7 separate regions of the Homo sapiens genome follow, and all the other regions are linked to region 1. Evidence: chromatin contacts called from ENCODE Hi-C or POLR2A ChIA-PET data. All regions are on one chromosome and are shown on one strand. Each heading gives the region's core, a stretch centred on a gene start or an enhancer-like site at or near the end of the contact. The rest is flanking DNA. Distances are from core to core; before and after follow the strand shown. Region 1 holds the start of NETO2 (neuropilin and tolloid like 2). Region 2 overlaps PHKB (phosphorylase kinase regulatory subunit beta). Region 3 overlaps PHKB (phosphorylase kinase regulatory subunit beta). Region 4 holds the start of ORC6 (origin recognition complex subunit 6). Region 5 overlaps PHKB (phosphorylase kinase regulatory subunit beta). Region 6 overlaps PHKB (phosphorylase kinase regulatory subunit beta). Region 7 overlaps PHKB (phosphorylase kinase regulatory subunit beta).

Region 1 (2,643 bases), core at 81-2,580:
TTCAATTTAAATCAGCAGGGGGAAAAAGGGAAGTCCTTTACTGAGTGGTGGTGCTGTTTTCCCTCTGGAAATTGAAAAGACGATTTATTCAGTCCGAGTTTCAGGAGCAACTTTGTATCCCAATCCTAATTATCTATGTATATAAATTTTCATCTAAATTACCACCTCCTGGGAAATGCAAAGCCGGTGGAGTAGGTTTTAGAGCTCTGTGCTCTGGACAAGCCAACTGTTTTAATTCCCAGTACAACAAATTAGTAAGAACCGAACACCAGCGGCGGGGAATTCTGAGACCTCTGGCGGAGCGCGAGGAGCGCCGCGTCCCGGGAAGCACCCGAGCAGCAGCGCTCCCCGGGGGCCGGGACAAGCCGGGTCCGCGGCGCCCGCGCGCCGCCCCCGGAGCCCGCAGTGGTGCCGCAGCCTCCGTGGCCGCAGCAGGTGGGACCCGGCTGGCCCAGCAGGCCCCGTTCCCCGCCGCGAGGTGCAGGCGCCGCGGGGCTATTCGAAAACCACTGCACGACGTCACGGCCGCGGCTTTTATTGTTCTCGTGGAATTACTTTTTGCCATCACATCTGGAGAAAGAGCGGCCTCCGCTCCACGACAGGAATCTCACAACTTTGCAAAGGGATGCGCGGAATTCTACGGAAGCGGCGCGAGGGCGCAGCCCGGAGGGCCCTGCTGGGCCCAGGGGCCTCCTGGCCGCCTTCCCGACCCGATCCCTCTTCCCACACGCGCCCCGCGAACGTCGGCCGGACTCGCAGGGGTCGGAAGCGGCGCGCCCGGAGAGCCGGCGGAGCCGGGCAGGGCTCGCGCCCCGCGGTCCGCTCCGAGTAGCCGCGAGCCCCGCCAGACAAAGAGGCGCGTCGGGTCCCGGGCGCGGGTAAGGGACGCAGAGGCGCGGGCAGGGCGGCGCGCCAGCCTCGGCCCGCAGGGGGCGCCGTCCGTGGCCCCAGCCCCGGTCCTTACCTTTGAGGACCGAGCAGAGCCGCTCCAGGGCCATGTTCCCGAGCTGCCCGGCGCTTCGCGAAGGGCTGAGGTAGCGGCGGCGGTGGCTCGGCGCTCACGGCTCGGCGCGGCGGCGACGGCCCCACTCCGTCCCCATCGCCGGCCAGCAGCTGCCTCCCCGCTCCCCTGAGGAGAGCTCAGGTCCTGCGGCCCGCCATGCCCGAGCCCCACAGTGGGCTCCCGCGCGGCCCGAGCACCCCGACGGGCGCCGCCTCCTGCTCCGCGGCGCCCCGTCCCATCGACCGCCCGAGGGCCGAGGAGTGCGGACGCGCGGCGCGGGACCGGCAGGCAGCTCCGCCCGCGGCCCCGGCGCGGGATCCACTGAAGTGGCGGGCGCGGGGCGCCCAGGCTCATTTAAGGAGGGAGCGCGAGCGCCGCGTGCCGGCTGCGCCGCCTGTGCGCATGTGCCCGCCCCGCCCCGCCCCGCGCCGCGCCTCGCGCGCCCGCCGCGGCCTCGCGCCGTGGGACGGCGTCGCTCCCCGCCGGCTGCCGTTAGGGCTGGGAGCCGGCTGGGCGCGGGGGTAGTGAGGGTGCCTCTCGCCGTGGCTGCGCGGCGGCCTCGTCCGAGAGGCCGGCGCCGGGGCAGTGACCGGCCCGTGCCCAGCCGCCGCGCAGGGCGCCCGGGGCAGCTGGCCGAGCCCTCGATGCCTCCCGTCTGACGGAGGCGCCCGGGAAGCGCCGCCCACCTCGGCCCCGCACCCTCGCCGGCCTGCCGGGTCTCCGCCAGCCCTAGCAGACAGAGAGGGGCGCCGGTCCCTAGTCCCCCAGACCTCCATTCAAGGTCAAAACTTTGCCCAGCTCAGCCTTGCTCGACCCTGGGCAGGGAAGCGCGGACATCGGCAGAGGGAGCCCGAGGCTCTCCGTGCCCTTCGCGCCGGTGAGTTCCCGACCCGCGGCGCTGCCGGCGTTTCCCTAGCGCCCGCCAGGTTGACAGGCACTTTAGTACCAACTCCTCAGACTCCCCCTCATGAAGTAGGTTTTAGGGGATTGGAAAGTCGAGGCCAGAGAGGTGAAGCCCTTCGTCCAGAGCCGCGTAGCGAATGAGCGGCAGGGCTGTGCACCTCCCCCGGGGCTGCCCTCCTAGCAGCTAACCACTACGCTGGGCAGCTTCGCCAGCTGATGGGAGTCTCCAGGTCTGCCAACAACTGCCTGGCTGTTGGTGGTATTCATGATCCTGCTTTATTTTCTCCACAGCGGTTATCACACTGATATGACCTTCCTCATTTATTTATTTGTTCATCCTTTATATCTCCCTCACCCTCACACCATTAAAATATCAGCTGCTTGCAGGCAGGCCGACTGCATTCATTTTTTTCACTCCACACATACGTATTGGGTGTTAATTATGTGCAGAAGACAATGATTGGTGCTGGAGATAACAACCGTGATCAAGGCCTTACCATAATAGAATATTTATGCCTGTCTCTGCGTGTAGTAGGAACTCTGTAAACGTTTGTCTAACCAATTGTAGCTAAAGACAATGTCAGGCAACTGAAACATTTTTCAGGTGTTAAGCTCTTCTCTCTCACTTTGTATTCCTTCAAGAAAGGTACAAAAGCATAAATAATTCATGAGATTTACAAAGGAAAAACATACTTAACACCAATTAATATCGAGGTGTTTCACCCTTTGCCATGTGC
Region 2 (2,643 bases), core at 104-2,603, 500 kb after region 1:
AACCCAAATCTGTTTTTTCTAGTCTAATTAATATTAGCAACTTATTTTAATAGTAGGTGAGTTTATATCCTACCAGACAACATGCAGTCAAGATTTAAAAGGCTAACATGGTGAGCAAATGACTTGAATGTGGTATTCATTCATTCAGCAACAAACACATGCTATATGCAGAGCACTGTGTAGGACACTCATATGAAATGACTTTGTCCCTGTTCTCAGTGACCTCTGGGTTTATTGGTTTGACAGGAAAAAAACAGTGAATTACAGTTCACTTTGATAACTGTTATAATAGATGTTCATACAAAGTGCTTGTGAATCAGAGGCAGTAGAAGGCATTCTGTTACAGAGCAAGTAAAGACTTACAACAGTTCCTGGCTTATTTTACATCTTGTTTTAAAAATGGTGTTAACAAATGACTTGCAATTTTGGTGTAGTGTGGCTGAAAAGACAGACTTGTGAGCAAGAGCCAACCTTCCTGTGCATGTGTTGAGATGGAAGATTGTTTTTTGGTTGTAGCTGTAGCCTCTGTGTTCCTAAGTAGCTGCTCTTTGGATATATACTAAGATATATTGCCTAGTATTCTGCTCCTTATAAGTCTGCCTTTTAAAAGTAAAGGTGTTCCCTCAAATCTTAGCTGATGCACATATTCTTATGCCAGCGGTTGCTCCCTTTCTTCTGAGAAGCCACTCCCTCCTTCAGCCCACTGAAGAGGATGTGAGGGCAGACAGCTGAGAGCAGGGCTTTTACACAGCATGTGGTTAATATTCATGATGTGATGACTGTAGTGTGATTTGCTTCATGGGGATCTGAATACAGAATTCTGCTCTATGTATTTCCGGGTAGTTTCTGCTCTATGTATTTCCGGGTAGTTTGGTCACTACTGTGTCTTTCGGTGCACTAAATGGTATGAATGTGTACAACATGGGGGCAGTGTTATATGCACCCTGGAATGTGGGGAGCACTAAATAAATTGTCACAGACCTGCCATACCATGGTTCAGAAAGTTGAGAATCCTTTTACTGTAATAAAGAGTAGTATTTAAAGGACGCCCACCTAGATCAACACATTTTACCATACATTTATTTCTGAAAATTTGAAACTATTAATATATGAGGGAAAGGGGGCTGCATCTAGTGTTATGTGCTATGGTTTCAGTGCAGCTATGCAAAATAATGCTTACAAAGCACTGTTTCTGGCCAGTTGACTTTGTCTAAAACCACTGCTATTCCAGAATCAATATTCACAGCATGTGTGGCTCAGGAGAACATTCAGTTGCTCCCTCATTCATCTATCAAGTATTTCCTGAGCACCAGCTACATACTAGGCACAGTGCCAACTTGGGCTGCTGTTCTACAGGAATGTACAATTCGAAAGGAGAAAGAGATACAAACCCAACTCTCACATAGATGTGTGCACTATGTCAGTGAACAGAGAGCTCTGGCAACACCACTAATTTTGTATACAATGAAGTTGTTATTTGAAATCGGTCCAAATCACAATCAGTAGATTGTGTAGAGATAGTTGGTTTGATTTTCCATTTAGGAAAATATAGGTTAGATGTATTTCTGTCATTAAATGTAAAAATAAATTGCAGACAGATCAAAAATTGAAAACTTTTAAAATTATTTAAATATAAAAGCACTAGAATAAAAAAATAAGAGAATATGTTTTAGCTGTTGGGAAGGGAAGTCCATTTTTAGAATGATACCAGTGCCAAAAAGCCATTGAGGAAATGATTGACAAATACTGTATAACTAAATATAGCAAACAGCCTGGCATATCAAAGGTGCTTGTGAAATTTTCTAGTAGAAAAATGTTTATATTGAAATACCACATGTTGAAATGAGATTCCACCTACTGTGCAGTCATTCTCACATTTCATAACAACACTGAAGAGGAGCAAACTGGGCAAAGTATTTGATTTAAGGGGCAATACTCTTAATATACCAAGATTTCTTGAAATAAAAAAGAATGCCAAATTCCCCATAGAAAAGGGAACAAATGAAAAAAGTTTGAGTTCATTGTAGATTCTGGATATTAACCCTTTGTCAGATGAGTAGGTTGCGAAAATTTTCTCCCATGTTGTAGGTTGCCTGTTCACTCTGATGGTAGTTTCTTTTGCTGTGCAGAAGCTCTTTAGTTTAATTAGATCCCATTTGTCAATTTTGGCTTTTGTTGCCATTGCTTTTGGTGTTTTGGACATGAAGTCCTTGCCCACGCCTATGTCCTGAATGGTAATGCCTAGGTTTTCTTCTAGGGTTTTTATGGTTTTAGGTCTAACGTTTAAATCTTTAATCCATCTTGAATTGATTTTTGTATAAGGTGTAAGGAAGGGATCCAGTTTCAGCTTTCTACATATGGCTAGCCAGTTTTCCCAGCACCATTTATTAAATAGGGAATCCTTTCCCCATTGCTTGTTTTTCTCAGGTTTGTCAAAGATCAGATAGTTGTAGATATGCGGCATTATTTCTGAGGGCTCTGTTCTGTTCCATTGATCTATATCTCTGTTTTGGTACCAGTACCGTGCTGTTTTGGTTACTGTAGCCTTGTAGTATAGTTTGAAGTCAGGTAGTGTGATGCCTCCAGCTTTGTTCTTTTGGCTTAGGATTGACTTGGCGATGCGGGCTCTTTCAAAAAGTGGGC
Region 3 (2,643 bases), core at 54-2,553, 460 kb after region 1:
CTACTAAAGAAACTTTACTTTTTGATTATGGTCTCTGCATTGAAGATCTGTAGGAATTTTTCTTTAATAATTTTCAAATCTTCCCATGACCTCTCTGTTCATAGAAATATCATCTTTGAAATAACCTGTGTGAATACTTTATAAATCAAAAATGGATTCACATGACCATATTACCATAATCACCAATTTTAACACTCTCCTACATATTTTCTATATCACTTTTCTTGATTATAAAATGTCAGTAATATGAACACGCCCTCGATATAGCAGAATATTTAATTACATCAGTTTCCCATCAACACACCAAAGTCACTTAATAATTATATTGGCCATTTCCACTGATCGGCAGGAGGCTCTTCCACTAATGGCGCCCATGGTTTCCACTCCCTCATTTTTCTTGCCAGATTTAGTTCATGTTCAGCCTAAAGAATCACCTCTTCTAATTGACTGCCTTGAAGTTGGTCTTCTAATTTTTTAACATCTGGTTCCGCTTTAACCATAGCCAGCTTCTCATTTGTAATCTGTTCTGTATACTTTCTATATGCTGCATTTTTAGGGATTTCCTCAAGAACGTCAAGAATCTTTGTGTACAATATTCTTAGCCTCTCATGTGGAGTATTGCACACAGCCAATCCCACAAGGCCAGTGGTCTTCTTCAGCACACCCTCCCTGACAGCGCCAACGATTCGATCAACACATGAAATAGTTTTCTTAGAATCAACCCAAGTTGGGAAGGTTATCTCTGGTTAGAATGTTATTTCCGTCTCACTAGCATAATTACAAAGAAGCTTTGTTGTTACAGTTAAGTAAAACATATTTTAGTAGAGTACTAGTTAACTTATGTAAGGATAAGAATTTTAACATTAGAATTATAGGTTTTTATGTTCTATATTTGGAAATTACAAATGAGCATGAGGAATTTTTTTCTGTGATTCTGAGGCTAAAAACTGGCACCTGGGATCTGGGATATGAAATTAAAACCTTCTTTATCCTGCTTTTTGCCATATATCCAGCCTGGGTTTAGTACAACTAGAAAGAATGTTGTTTGAGCAAAGCCTCTAGATAAAATTGACAAGGCTAGTGAATTGAGAAGGTGGAATTGACTACACCCTACATAAGCAAATTGAGCTTTAAAAAAAGAAAAAGATTGACAATAGTATCAGTAAAAAAGCATTGAACTTTCCGTAATAAATGTGTTGAATGTAGACAGGTCTTGAGTGAAGATAGTATTTTCTCATATTAAGACCAGAGTGAACAGAAGTAGTACAGGTCATGCCTCCATTTCTGTTTCATGACCAAAAAGAAGAAGAAATACTGCAGAGCTGCCGTTAAAGAAAGTCAGTTTCTCTTTTCCCTGCTGATCTTCTGAAAAGGCAGTGAGAACATGAAGAAGGTATTTTGCATACTATGAAACCACATACATATCTCCAGCTGAAAAAAAGAAATATTGCATATTCATTAGTAGTCTAGCCTAGCTTTGTTATCTGGTTAACAACCCACTGGTTAAGACAAATAACATCTCAGAAAATTGAATCATTTAGTTGCTCTTAACTGTTGTATACTAGCCCTAAGAACCATCAGACTTCTATGGATTTTCATTAAGATTCCAGATACAAATTTACTTAAAAAGTCTTTATTCATTAAAGGAGCCTCAGCTGGATCTCTGCTTGACAACATTTTGTGGACAGCTAATTGTGGTTACTATTTTTACATGAAAATAATATAACAGTGAATCTTTAAAAATATAGTATATGACTTTCACTAATTCAGGCCAGTTTGTATCTCAGTGAAGTCTAATAATATTTTGCTTTATGTATGCCTAAGTAAATAATTATATAACAAAACTCTGTGACTTCTATTCAATTGTTAAAGAAAAGACACAGTATGCTATTTCCTGAACCAAGGCCTGAACTCCCCACTGTGCTCTTAAAAAATAAGTTAATTATTCACAGTATTTCCTTTTCTCTTATAAAATTTATACTTTTAGAAAATCAATATTTTCTATATAGCTGGTAAATATATTATAAACATGTACACTTTAAACCCCGTAAGACGTATCTTAAGATATATTTGACGTGTCTTAGAATAAAATGGTCATTAGTTATACTTTCAACTGTTATTCAAATTTGAAAGTTTAGAAACCATTCATGTAAGACCAGTCTAAAGAAAGCAGAGTACCTTTTTGAGCTATTTGCAAAAATAAATAACCTTAAAAGTACAGTCATTCATTGCTTAATGGTAGGGCTACATTCTGAGAATTGTGTCATTAGGTGATTTTTAGCCTACGACGTACCTAGCCTATATGATATAGCCTATTGCTCCTAGACTATAAACTTGTAGAACATGTTACTATACTGAGTACTGTGGACAATTGTAACACAATGGTAAGTATCTGTGTACCTAACATATTTAAACATAGAAAATGTTTATACGTGAAGATGTCTATACATGAAGATACAGTATTGTAATCTTATGGGACATCTTTATGCATCATCACATGATTGTATTTATTGCATTAAAAATCACTTGAGGCTGGGTGCAGTGGCTCACGCCTGTGTCCCAGCATTTGGGGAGGCTGAGGCAGGCAGATGGCTTGAGCCCAGGAGTTCGCGACTAGCCTCGCTAGTAGATGGGACTACAGGT
Region 4 (2,643 bases), core at 65-2,564, 450 kb before region 1:
TTTGAGGAAGTTCAAGTTTACCGGCCAACAGCCACACCACGATTTGCTGCCGTCATAGACGGGCCCTAAGGAGAAGTACTGCTTCCAGCAAGTCAAATACTTGGATTTTATCAATGGCGAGACAAAAGAGGCAAGGTGCGCCCAATGCACAAATGCTAAAGTAAACAATCAGTCTCCTTTGCGACCGTCAGGATTAGAAGACAGCCTGAGTCCTTCCAGGAAATTCATGTAAGCAGGTCCCCAGAACTCGCTGACAAACACTGCAGCCGAAGGCGGGTATGAGGCCAAGAAAGGCCAAGGAATCACTGCGACCCCTCCAGGAGGGCGTGGGGACGGCCGAGCACAACTAGGCACAAAGGTAGAAACGCAACATCTGGGCGGGTCCCGGCGCCACCTCCGAGTCTCAGGGCCTCCACGCGCCCCGGGGGCCAGACGCTCAGACCTAGGACTACCGGTCCCCTCGTGGTAGGCAGGTGACCGATTCCACTTAAAGGAGGCCGCAGGCCTTCATGGACCCCAAAGCCTACATGCCAAGTCAACCCCACAGAGAGGCCGCCCCGTCTCTCAGCAACGGCCGCAGCCAAGAGCCGCCGCCCACCCCGGCCCGGATCAGCCTGCCCGCGGCCTTCCTCCTGCTGTCCCCTATCCCGCAGGCCAAATCGGGCTGGTCTTAATCCCGAACGGTCTGTGGGGCCCCTTCTCCACTCGCTGGAGTGCGGGGCGGTGGGAGAGAGCAGGGGCTACAAGGAGGGTCGACCCAGGTGCCACTGCCCCCTCAGCACTCACCATGGCGACTCCCCAGAGCCTGCAGCAAGCAGCACCCGCCCCGCGCGTAGCCTCCCGCGGTCATGTGACGCTGCGGCCCCTCCAAGCCCCGCCCTCTCTAGCCCCGCCCCCGGGCCCTACAGGCGGCTCATTGATTGGCCTACTTCTAGGAACCCGAGTCTCGCGTGCTTATTGGCCCTGTCACTTAACGCTAGATGGACGGACCTGAGCGCCAGCCAATCTCACCACAGCGTGCGAGAGTGGGCGGAGCAGTGCAGGGCAGTGGGGATCGCCCGGCGGCAGGCAGGAGACAACAGGAGGGAAAGGCAGTGTGTGATGAGTTTGTCAAGAAGGAATGGAAGGAGGGGGAGCCGACAAGTCCACGTTCACCGCATCTGCGTTGGCGATTGCGCTATTGATGCGCATGCGCAAAAGGAAGACCCTGATTGGTTTGTGGGACGGTCTCAACGTCCTGTCCTAACCAATCCAGATGCGCCGGGGGTGGGGCCTGGCTCTCACTGGCCGGTGCAGCCTTTGCGCGCGGGTTTCGTTGACCCGCGGCGTTCACGGGAATTGTTCGCTTTAGTGCCGGCGCCATGGGGTCGGAGCTGATCGGGCGCCTAGCCCCGCGCCTGGGCCTCGCCGAGCCCGACATGCTGAGGTGAGTTCGGCCGCGCAAGACCAGGGCTGGGCTTCCGCCTCGCGGCCCTGGGCCCTCAGGTGAGGCCCGCGCCCTTCCCAGGCGACGGGCGGCGGGGGAGTGACGGGGAGCGCTGGGGCCGGGCGGGGTTTAGGGCCTACTTCAAGAAAAACTTCTCGGCCGTGAGCTTGAATGAGATGGCAAGAAGGGCGATAGCAAACGGCGATGGCACACGTCCCTGGGAACAGCCAGCCCTGTCCGTGGGTAGAAAAATGAGCCAGGGAGAACTTTCCGTTCATTCCGCCAACGCCTACTGCAGTCGGGTTTATAGCGGGGAACCCGACAACGAGGCGCAGACCCCGCTGTCTGTAAGGGCGAGGACTGTGTAGACCTTAACCGGGCAATGCTCCTGAGCCACTGGGCTTGGGGTGGAGCGCGGCCTAGCGGCTGCCTTTAACACAAAGAAACAAACAAAACTCGGAAAAGCAGGCGCCGTTCCCGCTGAGGCCGGATTGATGGCAGATGCTAGGCGAGGAAAGATATGGCAAGAGCAGCCCAGGCAGGGGCGACAGCTCCTGTAAAAGCGTTGAGATGGGAAGCGGGATCCGGGGTTCGAAATAAAGCCATTGTAGCTAAAACGTGGAGCAGTCAGGCGAGGGAAGGCAAGGAAAACAGCACTTAAAAGATTTGAAGACAAACCTGCAGGACTCGGTAGTCATTTAGAACAGTGGTTCTCAAAATGTGGTTCCTGGACCAGCAACAGCCATATCATCTTGTCACTTGTTAGAAATACAAATTCTTGGGTCCCACCTCAAGCCTGCTGATCAGTAACTCGGCCTGGGACCCAGTAATTTGCAAGTCCCCAAGGTGATTTTCGCCTACCATCAAGTTTAAGAACTACTGATTTAAAGGAAATAGGAGGAAAGGAGGAACCCTGGTCTAACCTGCCTGTCTCTGATAGTTCGTGCTTGTTCCAGTAATGGAAGGAGGAAAGAAGGGTAATTTTTTTGTCAAAATTTAACTTCCTTTTGCCTGAAAGCATTTGAGCACAGTGATGTTTGGAGTCAGTGCTGGTTCTGTCTTCCTCTCACCAGAGGATATGACCTTCATTCCCAGCCCCAGATAAACGAGCCACAGGAGTTAGGCTTAGTGTGAAGCTAACCAGGCTGTATTCATTGTTTACCAACGTGTTGAGCAAACTTCTGAATAAGTTGTAGCGAACACACTGCCCTTTTAAC
Region 5 (2,643 bases), core at 90-2,589, 420 kb after region 1:
GATTTCTTTCGTCACTGTTTTGTAGTTCTTTTTTTTTTCTTCGCAACTATTGTAAATGGGATTGAGTTATTGATTTGATTCTCAGCTTGTTCGTTATTGATACATAGCAGTGCTATGGATTTGTGTACTTTGATTTTGTAACCTGAGACATTACTGAATTTATAAAATCTGGGAGTCTTTTAGAGGAGTCTTTAGAGTTTTCTAGGTGTAAAATCAGAGATATAAAAAGAGATAGTTTGACTTCCTCTTTTTCAATTTACATGCCCTTTATTTCTGTCTTTTGCCTGATTGCTCTGGCTAGGACTTCCAGTGCTATGTTGAATAGAAGTGATGAAAGCAGGCATTCTTGTCTTGTTCTAGTTCTTAGGCGGAAAGGCTTTCACCTTCTCCCTATTCAATATGATGTTGGCTGTGGATTTGTCTTATTTTGGCTTTTGTAATTTTAAGGTATATTTCTTCTATGCCTAGTTTGTTCAAGGTTTTTATCATGAAGGGATGCTGGATTTTATCGAATGCTTTTTCCGCATCTTTTAAAATAATCGTATGGTTTCTGTTTTTTATTCTGTTTATGTGATGAATCAATTTATTGACTTGCATTTGTTGAACCATCCTTGTATCCCTGGGATGAAGCCCAGTTGATCAGGTTGAATTATCTTTTCAACGCGCTGTTGGATTCAGTTTGCTAGTATTTTATTGAGGCTTTTTGCATCTGTATTTATTAGGAATTTTGGTCTGTATTTCTTTATTGTTGTTGTTATGTCCTTTCCTTGCTTTGGTATCAGGGTGATACCGACTTTGTAGAATGAGTGAGGGAATCCTGCTCTGTCTTTTGGAATAGTTTTACTAGGATTGGTACCAGTTATTTGAAATGTCTGGTAGAATTCAGCTGTGAATATGTCTGATCCTAGTCTTTATCTTGTTGGGAGATGTTTTGTTACTGATTGAATCTCACTCCTTGTTACTGATCAGCTCAAGATTTCTTTATCTTTTTGATTCAAGCTTAGGAGGTTGTGTGTTTCTAGGAATCTATCCATTTCCTGTAGATTTTCTAGCTTGTGCACATAGAAGTGTTCATAGTAGTCTTGCATGATCTTTTGTATTTCTGCAGTATCAGTTATAATGTCTGCATTTTCATTTCTGATTCAGTTTGTTTGAATCTTCTCTCTTCTTTTCTTGATTAGCTAGTGGTCTGTCATTTTTGTTTATGTTTTCAAAGAACCAACCTGTTGTTTCATTGATCTTTTGTATTGTCTTTTGGTTTCAATTTCATTTAGTTCTACTCTGATCTCTCTTGTTTTTCTTCTGCTAGCTTTGGGTTTGGTTTGTTGTTTCTCTGGTTTCTTGAGGTGTGACATTATGTTGCCAGTCTTTGATCTTTCTGTCTTTTTGATGTAGGCATTTAGCATTATAAACTTTTCTCATAGCGCTGCTTTTGCTGTATCCCAGGAATTTGGGTAACTTGTGTCACTGTTATTATTCATTTCAAAATTTTTTAAAATTTCATCTTGATTATATTGTTGACTCAAAAATCATTCAGGAGCATATGGTTTAATTTTCATGTATTTGTGTAGTTTTGAGAGTTCCCCTTAGAATTAATTTCTAGTTTTGTTCTGCTGTAGTCTAAGAAGATACTTGGTATGATTTTGATTTTTTAAATTTATTGCGATTTGTGTTGTGTCCTGTTATATGGTCTATCTTGGAAAATGTTCCATGTGCTGATGAGAATGTATACCCTGCAGTTTTCAGGTAGAATGTTCTGTGAATGTCTGTTAGGTCCATTTGTTTTAGAGTCCAGTTTATGTCCAGTGTTTCTTTGTTGACATTCTACCTCAGTGATCTATGTAGTGCTGTCAATGAAGTGTTGAAGTCTCCTACTATTATTGTCTTGCTGTCTACCTCTCTTCTTAGGTCTAGCAGAATTTGTTTGATGACTATGGGTGCTCCAGTGTTAGCTGCATATGTATTTAGAATTATTATATCTTCTTGTTGAATTGTTCTGTTATAATATAATGACTTTCTTTGTCTTTTTATTTAAAGTCTGTTTTTTCTCATATAAAATAGCTACTCCTGCTCTCTTTTGGTGTCCATTCATGTGTAATATATTTTTTTCCATATCTTTCCTTGACTCTACAAGAATCTTTCTATGGGTTAGGTGGGTCTCTTGAAGGCAGCAGATGTTTGGTCTGTGTTTTTTAAAATCCATTCTGCCAATCTGTATCTTTTAAGTGGGGCATTACACCATTTACATTCGAAAATAGTATTGATATGGAGCTACTCTTGCAGTCATCATATTGATTGTTACCTAGTTGCTTTGTTTTCTTTACTGTGTTATTGTTATAAGCCCTTTCATTTATGTATGTGTCTATATATGTATTTATTTGTTGGGATGGAGTCACTCTGTCACCCAGGCTGGAGTGCAGTGGCATGATCTTGGCTCACTACAAACTCTGCCCTCCCAGGCTTAAGCGATCCTCCTACCTCAGCCTCCCCAGTAGCTGGGACTTACAGGTGCACGCCACCACGCCTGGCTAATTTTTGTATTTTTAGTAAAGACGATGTTTCACCCATGTTGACCAGGCTGGTCTTGAACTTCTGACCTCAAGTGATCCACCTGCCTCGGCCTCCCAAAGTGCTGGTATTACA
Region 6 (2,643 bases), core at 77-2,576, 380 kb after region 1:
GGTCTGGGATTTTCTTTATGGAAATGTTTTTGATTACCATTTCTCTTCAGATTTTCTATTTCTTCTTCAGTCAGTTTTAGTAGTTTGTGTTTCTCCAGGAATTTGTCTATTTAATCTAGATTATCTAATTTGTTGGCACATATTAGTTCATAGTATCCTATTTAAGTCCTCTTTATTTCTCTAAGATTGATGTTAATGTCCCTTATTTCATCCTTCCTTTAATAGTTTGAGTCTTATCCCTTTTTTTCTTGGTCAGCCTAGCTAAAGGTTTATTGATTTTTGTTAGCCTTTTCAAAAAATCAATTTTTGGTTTTATTTTTAAAATTATTTTTCTCTTCTCCATTTTATTTATTTTTTTTTTAGTCTTTATTATTTTTTTCCTTCTGGTTGGTTTAGGTTCATTTTTCTCTTATTTTTTCTAGTTTCTTGTGCTAAAAGATTAAATTATTGACTTGAGATCATTCTTCTTTTTAAAATACAGGCATTTTCAATTATAAATTTCCCTCTACTTATCTGCATGCCATTAGTTTTGATATTCTGTGGTTTTTTTATTCATTCATCTCAATGTGTTTTTTGATTTCTCTCGTGAGTTTTTCTTTGACCCATTGTTTATTTAGTAGTACAGTTTTTAATTTTCACATATTTGTGAATTTTTAAATTTCTTTCTGTTACTGATTTATAATTTCATTCCATGATGGTGGGAAAACATCCTTGGTATGATCTCTGTACATTATTGAACATGGTTATTCACATTATTGCCTTTTCAAGTCAATTTTTTTTTTTTTTTTTTTTAGTAATTTCTGTCTCTATTGATTTTGTCTATTTGGTGTGACATCTTTCTCAGGAGTTCCTTTTGTTCTTTGTACATGATTTCCTTCAGCCCTTTGAGCATATTTAGAATATTTGATTTAAAGTCTTTGTCTAGTAAGTCCAGTGTTTGGACTTTATCAGGGACAGTGTCTATTAATTTCATTTTTCAGATATACAGACCACAATTTCTTGTTTCTTTGCATGTCTCATCTTTCTTTGTTAAAACTGGACATTTAGAATAATATATTAACTCCAGAAATCAGGTCTCCCTACTTCAAAGTGTGGTGGTGTTGATGTTTATATTTGTGGAGTTGCCTGTTTGTTTAGCATCTTTCCTGAAAATTTTCTGTGAATTATGTATTCTTTGTCATAGGTGGCCATTGAGGTCTTTGCTGAGTTAGCTTACTGGTCAGTTAATGATTGAACAGGAATTTACTTAAATGCTTTGAACGAATCAGTCTCCTAGCCTTTGCAGAGTTTCTCACTGTATGTGTTAGGCATAACTTGAAAGCTCTCATAGGAAGTGCCCAATTCTACTTGAGCTTTCACTTCCTGCTTTTGTAGAGCATCCAGTTCAGCCAGAGGTGTGGGAGTATTAGCTCAGGTCTTTACTTACTATAGGCCCACACCTATGTGTGTGCATAGCTTTCTGACTTTCCAGGAATATGTTGGAGATTTTCAGTGGCCCCCGTGGACACTTCATCCCCCAGGTTTAAGAAGATTTGTTTTAGGCAGCTGCAGTGTTAAATGGTTGCAACTGATTATTTCCTTTATATGCCTAGAAAAAAGGCCATTTGCATCTATGTGAGCTCTGAGGTCATTTAAAGAAAAGCTCTTAATGCCTGTGTTCAAGGAGCTGTCAGACATTCAAATAGTAACAGTTTACTAAGATGGTGATTTGGGGGAGTTCTAAAGCTGTTCTGTTCCTCCTTCATGTTGTTGCTAGTCTGCTGGTTTTTCATGTGTACTATGATTTTGTGGCTGTTGATATATAAACCTACTACAGAGTTGGGGAGAAGGGTTGAGAATAGGGCAATTTCACATACCCCAAAGCTCACTCTACTTAGTGAGGTTTCAGCCATTTTTCTTGATTTAATGCTCGGATCGTTGTATGCTCTTGTTGAATTTCCGGAGTTCTGAAAAAGTTTGATGAGTTTTGTCAATATTCTTACTGCTTGTGTGAACAATTGGATTTCCTGAGGCCTTTCCTCTGCTGTTCCGTGATTTGGATTCCGTTTGTTTTTCAGTAATTATTGTTTATGTAACTTTATATTTGTACCTTCCCCTACTGCCAAAGAAAACCTTTTTATCCTGCAGTTCAGTCATTTTATAAGATCCATTAACCCTGGAGTCCCAGTGTGTTTTTTAACTGCCTTAAAAAAAATACTTTAATATGCTGCATACATTTTGCTACATTTAAACATCTATATACAACACTTTTAATGGCTGTCTGACATTCTGTAACATGTGTCAGAAATATACAACCAGGCTGGGTGGGGTGGCTCACGCCTGTAATCCCAGCACTTTGAGAGGCTGAGGCTGGTGGATCACCTGAGGTCAGGAGTTCGAGACCAGCCTGGCCAACATAGTGAAACCCTGTATCTACTAAAAATACAAAAATTACCTGGGAGTGGTGGTGCGTGCCTTTTTCTTTGCAGTATCTGTGTATTTTGAATCAGTTACTATTGACCACATATTCTCAGCCACCATGGGAATGAAGCTACTAATGATAAGATTAGGGGCTAACGTTAGTATTCATTTGTGTTTGATCTGCTAATAACATTCTTTGAGGATATTTTTTCCAGTTCTGAAATTCCTTCATTCAGTATCCCC
Region 7 (2,643 bases), core at 86-2,585, 350 kb after region 1:
AAGGATGTAAAACAGAATGGAGGCCTGCCACAAAGTTTGCTATGGAAAGATGGACAAAGTACACTAGATTGGCTACAGATTAAGACCAGCCTCACAAATCCTTTTTCACAATTAAAACTCTACTGAGAATATAAACAGTGATCCTTATCATTCCTAGCCTAGTTAAAATGTCTTCTAAAAGGAAAAAAAAGCTAATTTAAAAGTCAACTGCTGATCTGGTGGAGAAAAGGAAAGAAAAAACCAGTTTAAAATGCCTAAAGAGGAACCTCTTATTTTTATGCAAATGGATGCCTCCATCAGTGAGAAAGACTTCATTACTGTTCAAGGGAGTGGGACCTTCTGGCTGGGGGAGCGGAAGGCTCTATGGATGCATGGCAGGGAGAGCTGCCTGCTGTTGGGCACCCTTGGTTCACGCACCCCAGCCTTGGCAGGGAGGGGAGGGTGGCGGGAGCTGCTGCTCGCCCTTCCGTCACAAAAAAGAAAGGAAAATGCCATGGAGACTGAGGCTGACCTTCTCAACACCTGGGAGTGACAGGGGTTGGGGCATGGTTTCCCCTGCCCTCAGAAGTCTGAGGATGAAAAGGCTTAAAAATGAGATAAAAATAGATTTGGTTTGCATCTCACTCACCCTTTCTTAAGCCCCACGTTGGGTGCTAAACTGTTGTAGGACTTTCTCCTTAGTTCACCTAAAAATGGGGTCCTTGTCACACAACCATGAGAGATTAGGCTTGCAGGCACTTTAAAGGGCAAGAAAAATTTATCGGGCAAAAAGGAAAACAAAGGTAAACAGAGAGTCTCAGCAAAGCCAAAGTCTTGCTAGCTGGCTTCCGCCTCATAGATTGAATCCTAGGTACCACCCTGGAACAGGGGAGATCAGGCTCCTCCCTCTGGCAAACAGTGCGCACTTCCTGAGGCTCCACCCCGTTGCACACTCCTCCCAGTGTGCAGGCCAGTTGGAAGTTCTCTGGGGACCTCTTTATGCTTGCTGTCTCATTCCTGAAATGAGGCCAGTACACCAGGAGCAGGAGGGGGGAAGGGAAGAGCAGTTAGAATAAACAGAAAGAGGAAGAGGAACAATTTCAGCAGCACTTTTCATTTTAAAAGTCACTTTATAAAATTTTACATTTTCCTTTTGCAAAGAAATAACTTTGTCAGAACCTCTTTTAGAAACTTCTAAGTATCATTGAAAATAGCTCTCCTAGTTATTTTATTTTAGAGCTAGCTTTTTAAAATTGAGAGTACAGATAAACTAGTTGAGGTATTTTAAAAGTACACTATTTCGACCGTTGTAATTTGGGGTCGTCTTTAGTTACGTGTGACCAGTTTTCTAAATGTTAGCATGAAGAGGCACCATAAGCATTAAATATAAATCCAGCTGGTGTTTCTAAAGGTGGGTCACCCTTTAAGGACAAAGTCTAGGTTTTAGAGATAGTTGTCCATAATTTTCGTTTTCCTTCCTGAATGACCAGAAACCTAGTGGGACTCATGAGAGCCTTTTATTATTTTGGTCACTCAAGAACATTTTAGATTTATCAATTGAACCAAGCTTCAGAATTTAACTGGTTTTTAAAATTACATGTTTTTCACTTAAGCCTCAAAGATTCACTTCCTCTTTTCAAAGACCAAAGTTTAAACTATAGAAAAGGTTGAAAAACTCCAACTAGTAGTTCAAAATAAAACCTTAACTTCAGAGAAAAATGAAAGTCACAAATCCGAGGTCAACAGATCTCTAGAGAATAACAAATGAAACTCTTGCCTTTTATAGAGCTTCACTTCCAACCTCAACTAGTTAAGAATATGTACAAATTGAATAAAGTCTTAATCCTTAATCAAGCCAGGAGGATTCAGATCCCAACAGGGGCCTTAGCAGAGATTCCTGCTGACTTTGGCAAGGTTGGGTGAAGGAGGACTTATCGTATTGGTACCAAGGTGCTGATTGCTGGTAAAGTGGTGGGGCTCTCTAGAGGTCCACTTCCGATCTCATCTAGGGTACCAAAATGTTAACCTTAAATAACTAGATTCCGAAAATGTGATTCATTATAGAGTATTCAAGCCTAAATCTATGTGGAAGCATAGATAGAAGCTGCCCTGAATATATCTTCTGATTAGCATCAGTTACAGGTGGATTTTAAAGGAAAGAGGCAGCTTCTAAGTTGTGTTTCCAGTAACTTATATTAATATAATAAAAGTTATTGATTAGCTCTATATTGTTCTTTGTATCACAAATTCCAGGAACTGGAAGATAATGGGTAAGGCAGCTAGTCAGGAACAAAAATGCCTGTAAACATGGCCCTTGGGTGTGGGTGCATAGGAAGGAAAGTGTGATTGAAGTCCCTTACTCTTGTCTTCCTGAGCCTGGTAAGTTTTGCATACCTCACCTAGCTCAGTCTGCTCTGAGCTATTTTTCTCCTATCATTGATAAGTTTTATTTTACTTTGTGATGTTTGCGTATAGACATAATGCGAATGGGAAAAGCATGGAAAAGAAAAATTAACATTTTACAATTTCATTTCAATTGGAACATTTAGTAGAATTTTCTGTTATTTTGTAGCTCTTTAATTTGCTTTGGGAATTCATGCTCTATTAATTGCTGTCTCCATTTTTACTGGCATTGATGCTTTCCAGATGTCCTATTTTTGTTTA

The links. A loop is a pair of places that touch in the nucleus more often than their neighbours do. ChIA-PET counts read pairs that join two places held with the same protein, here RNA polymerase II (POLR2A). Pooled maps may share reads with other maps.
Region 2: a loop to region 1 is called in a map of heart left ventricle, with 6 times the contacts of the local background. The contact joins the enhancer-like site here to the promoter of NETO2 in region 1. A Hi-C loop is called at or near these places in 2 of 168 maps with a recorded cell type or tissue (endothelial cell of umbilical vein and heart left ventricle) and 1 of 50 pooled maps.
Region 3: a loop to region 1 is called in a map of GM12878, with 2.4 times the contacts of the local background. The contact joins the enhancer-like site here to the promoter of NETO2 in region 1. A Hi-C loop is called at or near these places in 2 of 168 maps with a recorded cell type or tissue (GM12878 and naive thymus-derived CD4-positive, alpha-beta T cell), 7 of 37 single-sample maps with no recorded cell type and 4 of 50 pooled maps. POLR2A ChIA-PET finds 5 or more read pairs at or near these places in 3 of 52 experiments (AG04449, T-cell and activated T-cell).
Region 4: a loop to region 1 is called in a map of endothelial cell of umbilical vein, with 9 times the contacts of the local background. The contact joins the promoter of ORC6 here to the promoter of NETO2 in region 1. A Hi-C loop is called at or near these places in 6 of 168 maps with a recorded cell type or tissue (CD4-positive, alpha-beta T cell, CD4-positive, alpha-beta memory T cell, CD8-positive, alpha-beta T cell and 2 more), 15 of 37 single-sample maps with no recorded cell type and 16 of 50 pooled maps. POLR2A ChIA-PET finds 5 or more read pairs at or near these places in 4 of 52 experiments (A673, OCI-LY7, PC-9 and 1 more).
Region 5: a loop to region 1 is called in a map of naive thymus-derived CD4-positive, alpha-beta T cell, with 8 times the contacts of the local background. The contact joins the enhancer-like site here to the promoter of NETO2 in region 1. A Hi-C loop is called at or near these places in 2 of 168 maps with a recorded cell type or tissue (MCF 10A and naive thymus-derived CD4-positive, alpha-beta T cell), 2 of 37 single-sample maps with no recorded cell type and 9 of 50 pooled maps. POLR2A ChIA-PET finds 5 or more read pairs at or near these places in 1 of 52 experiments (endothelial cell of umbilical vein).
Region 6: a loop to region 1 is called in a map of Caco-2, with 5 times the contacts of the local background. The contact joins the enhancer-like site here to the promoter of NETO2 in region 1. A Hi-C loop is called at or near these places in 1 of 168 maps with a recorded cell type or tissue (Caco-2), 7 of 37 single-sample maps with no recorded cell type and 5 of 50 pooled maps.
Region 7: a map of OCI-LY7 shows a loop between it and region 1 (8-fold over the local background). The contact joins the enhancer-like site here to the promoter of NETO2 in region 1. A Hi-C loop is called at or near these places in 2 of 168 maps with a recorded cell type or tissue (B cell and OCI-LY7), 22 of 37 single-sample maps with no recorded cell type and 10 of 50 pooled maps.

The regions. Positions count from the first base shown.
Region 1 is chr16:47,142,615-47,145,257 of GRCh38, forward strand. It overlaps NETO2 (neuropilin and tolloid like 2), which reads right to left and starts at 1,331. Exons shown (of 9, transcript NM_018092.5): 1 at 965-1,331. The coding sequence starts at 998. It overlaps ITFG1-AS1 (ITFG1 antisense RNA 1), which reads left to right and starts at 1,454. Exons shown (of 4, transcript NR_110904.1): 1 at 1,454-1,880. RefSeq lists silencers at 312-461, 632-1,471, 1,532-1,861.
Region 2 is chr16:47,643,073-47,645,715 of GRCh38, forward strand. All of the region lies in intron 16 of PHKB (phosphorylase kinase regulatory subunit beta), which reads left to right. Among named protein-coding and RNA genes, the nearest start is that of PHKB, 180 kb to the left of the region's middle. Within about 2 kb of position 1,354, at least 2 of the 41 ENCODE cell types and tissues checked have a DNase peak (open chromatin) inside an H3K27ac peak, as active enhancers do.
Region 3 is chr16:47,598,333-47,600,975 of GRCh38, forward strand. The region is part of intron 13 of PHKB (phosphorylase kinase regulatory subunit beta); the gene reads left to right. It also overlaps the pseudogene NDUFA5P11. Among named protein-coding and RNA genes, the nearest start is that of PHKB, 140 kb to the left of the region's middle. Within about 2 kb of position 1,304, at least 2 of the 41 ENCODE cell types and tissues checked have a DNase peak (open chromatin) inside an H3K27ac peak, as active enhancers do; they include GM12878, where a contact is called at or near this core.
Region 4 is chr16:46,688,345-46,690,987 of GRCh38, forward strand. ORC6 (origin recognition complex subunit 6) reads left to right here and starts at 1,315. Exons shown (of 7, transcript NM_014321.4): 1 at 1,315-1,426. The coding sequence starts at 1,362. VPS35 (VPS35 retromer complex component) reads right to left here and starts at 834. Exons shown (of 17, transcript NM_018206.6): 1 at 787-834. The coding sequence starts at 789. RefSeq lists enhancers at 305-1,002, 1,003-1,701, 1,939-2,018, 2,069-2,138 and silencers at 539-588, 739-978, 1,299-1,598.
Region 5 is chr16:47,567,257-47,569,899 of GRCh38, forward strand. The region is part of intron 7 of PHKB (phosphorylase kinase regulatory subunit beta); the gene reads left to right. Among named protein-coding and RNA genes, the nearest start is that of PHKB, 110 kb to the left of the region's middle. Within about 2 kb of position 1,340, at least 3 of the 41 ENCODE cell types and tissues checked have a DNase peak (open chromatin) inside an H3K27ac peak, as active enhancers do.
Region 6 is chr16:47,522,190-47,524,832 of GRCh38, forward strand. The region is part of intron 6 of PHKB (phosphorylase kinase regulatory subunit beta); the gene reads left to right. Among named protein-coding and RNA genes, the nearest start is that of PHKB, 62 kb to the left of the region's middle. Within about 2 kb of position 1,327, at least 4 of the 41 ENCODE cell types and tissues checked have a DNase peak (open chromatin) inside an H3K27ac peak, as active enhancers do.
Region 7 is chr16:47,492,201-47,494,843 of GRCh38, forward strand. All of the region lies in intron 1 of PHKB (phosphorylase kinase regulatory subunit beta), which reads left to right. Among named protein-coding and RNA genes, the nearest start is that of PHKB, 32 kb to the left of the region's middle. RefSeq lists enhancers at 1-425, 717-786. Within about 2 kb of position 1,336, at least 23 of the 41 ENCODE cell types and tissues checked have a DNase peak (open chromatin) inside an H3K27ac peak, as active enhancers do; they include B cell and OCI-LY7, where a contact is called at or near this core.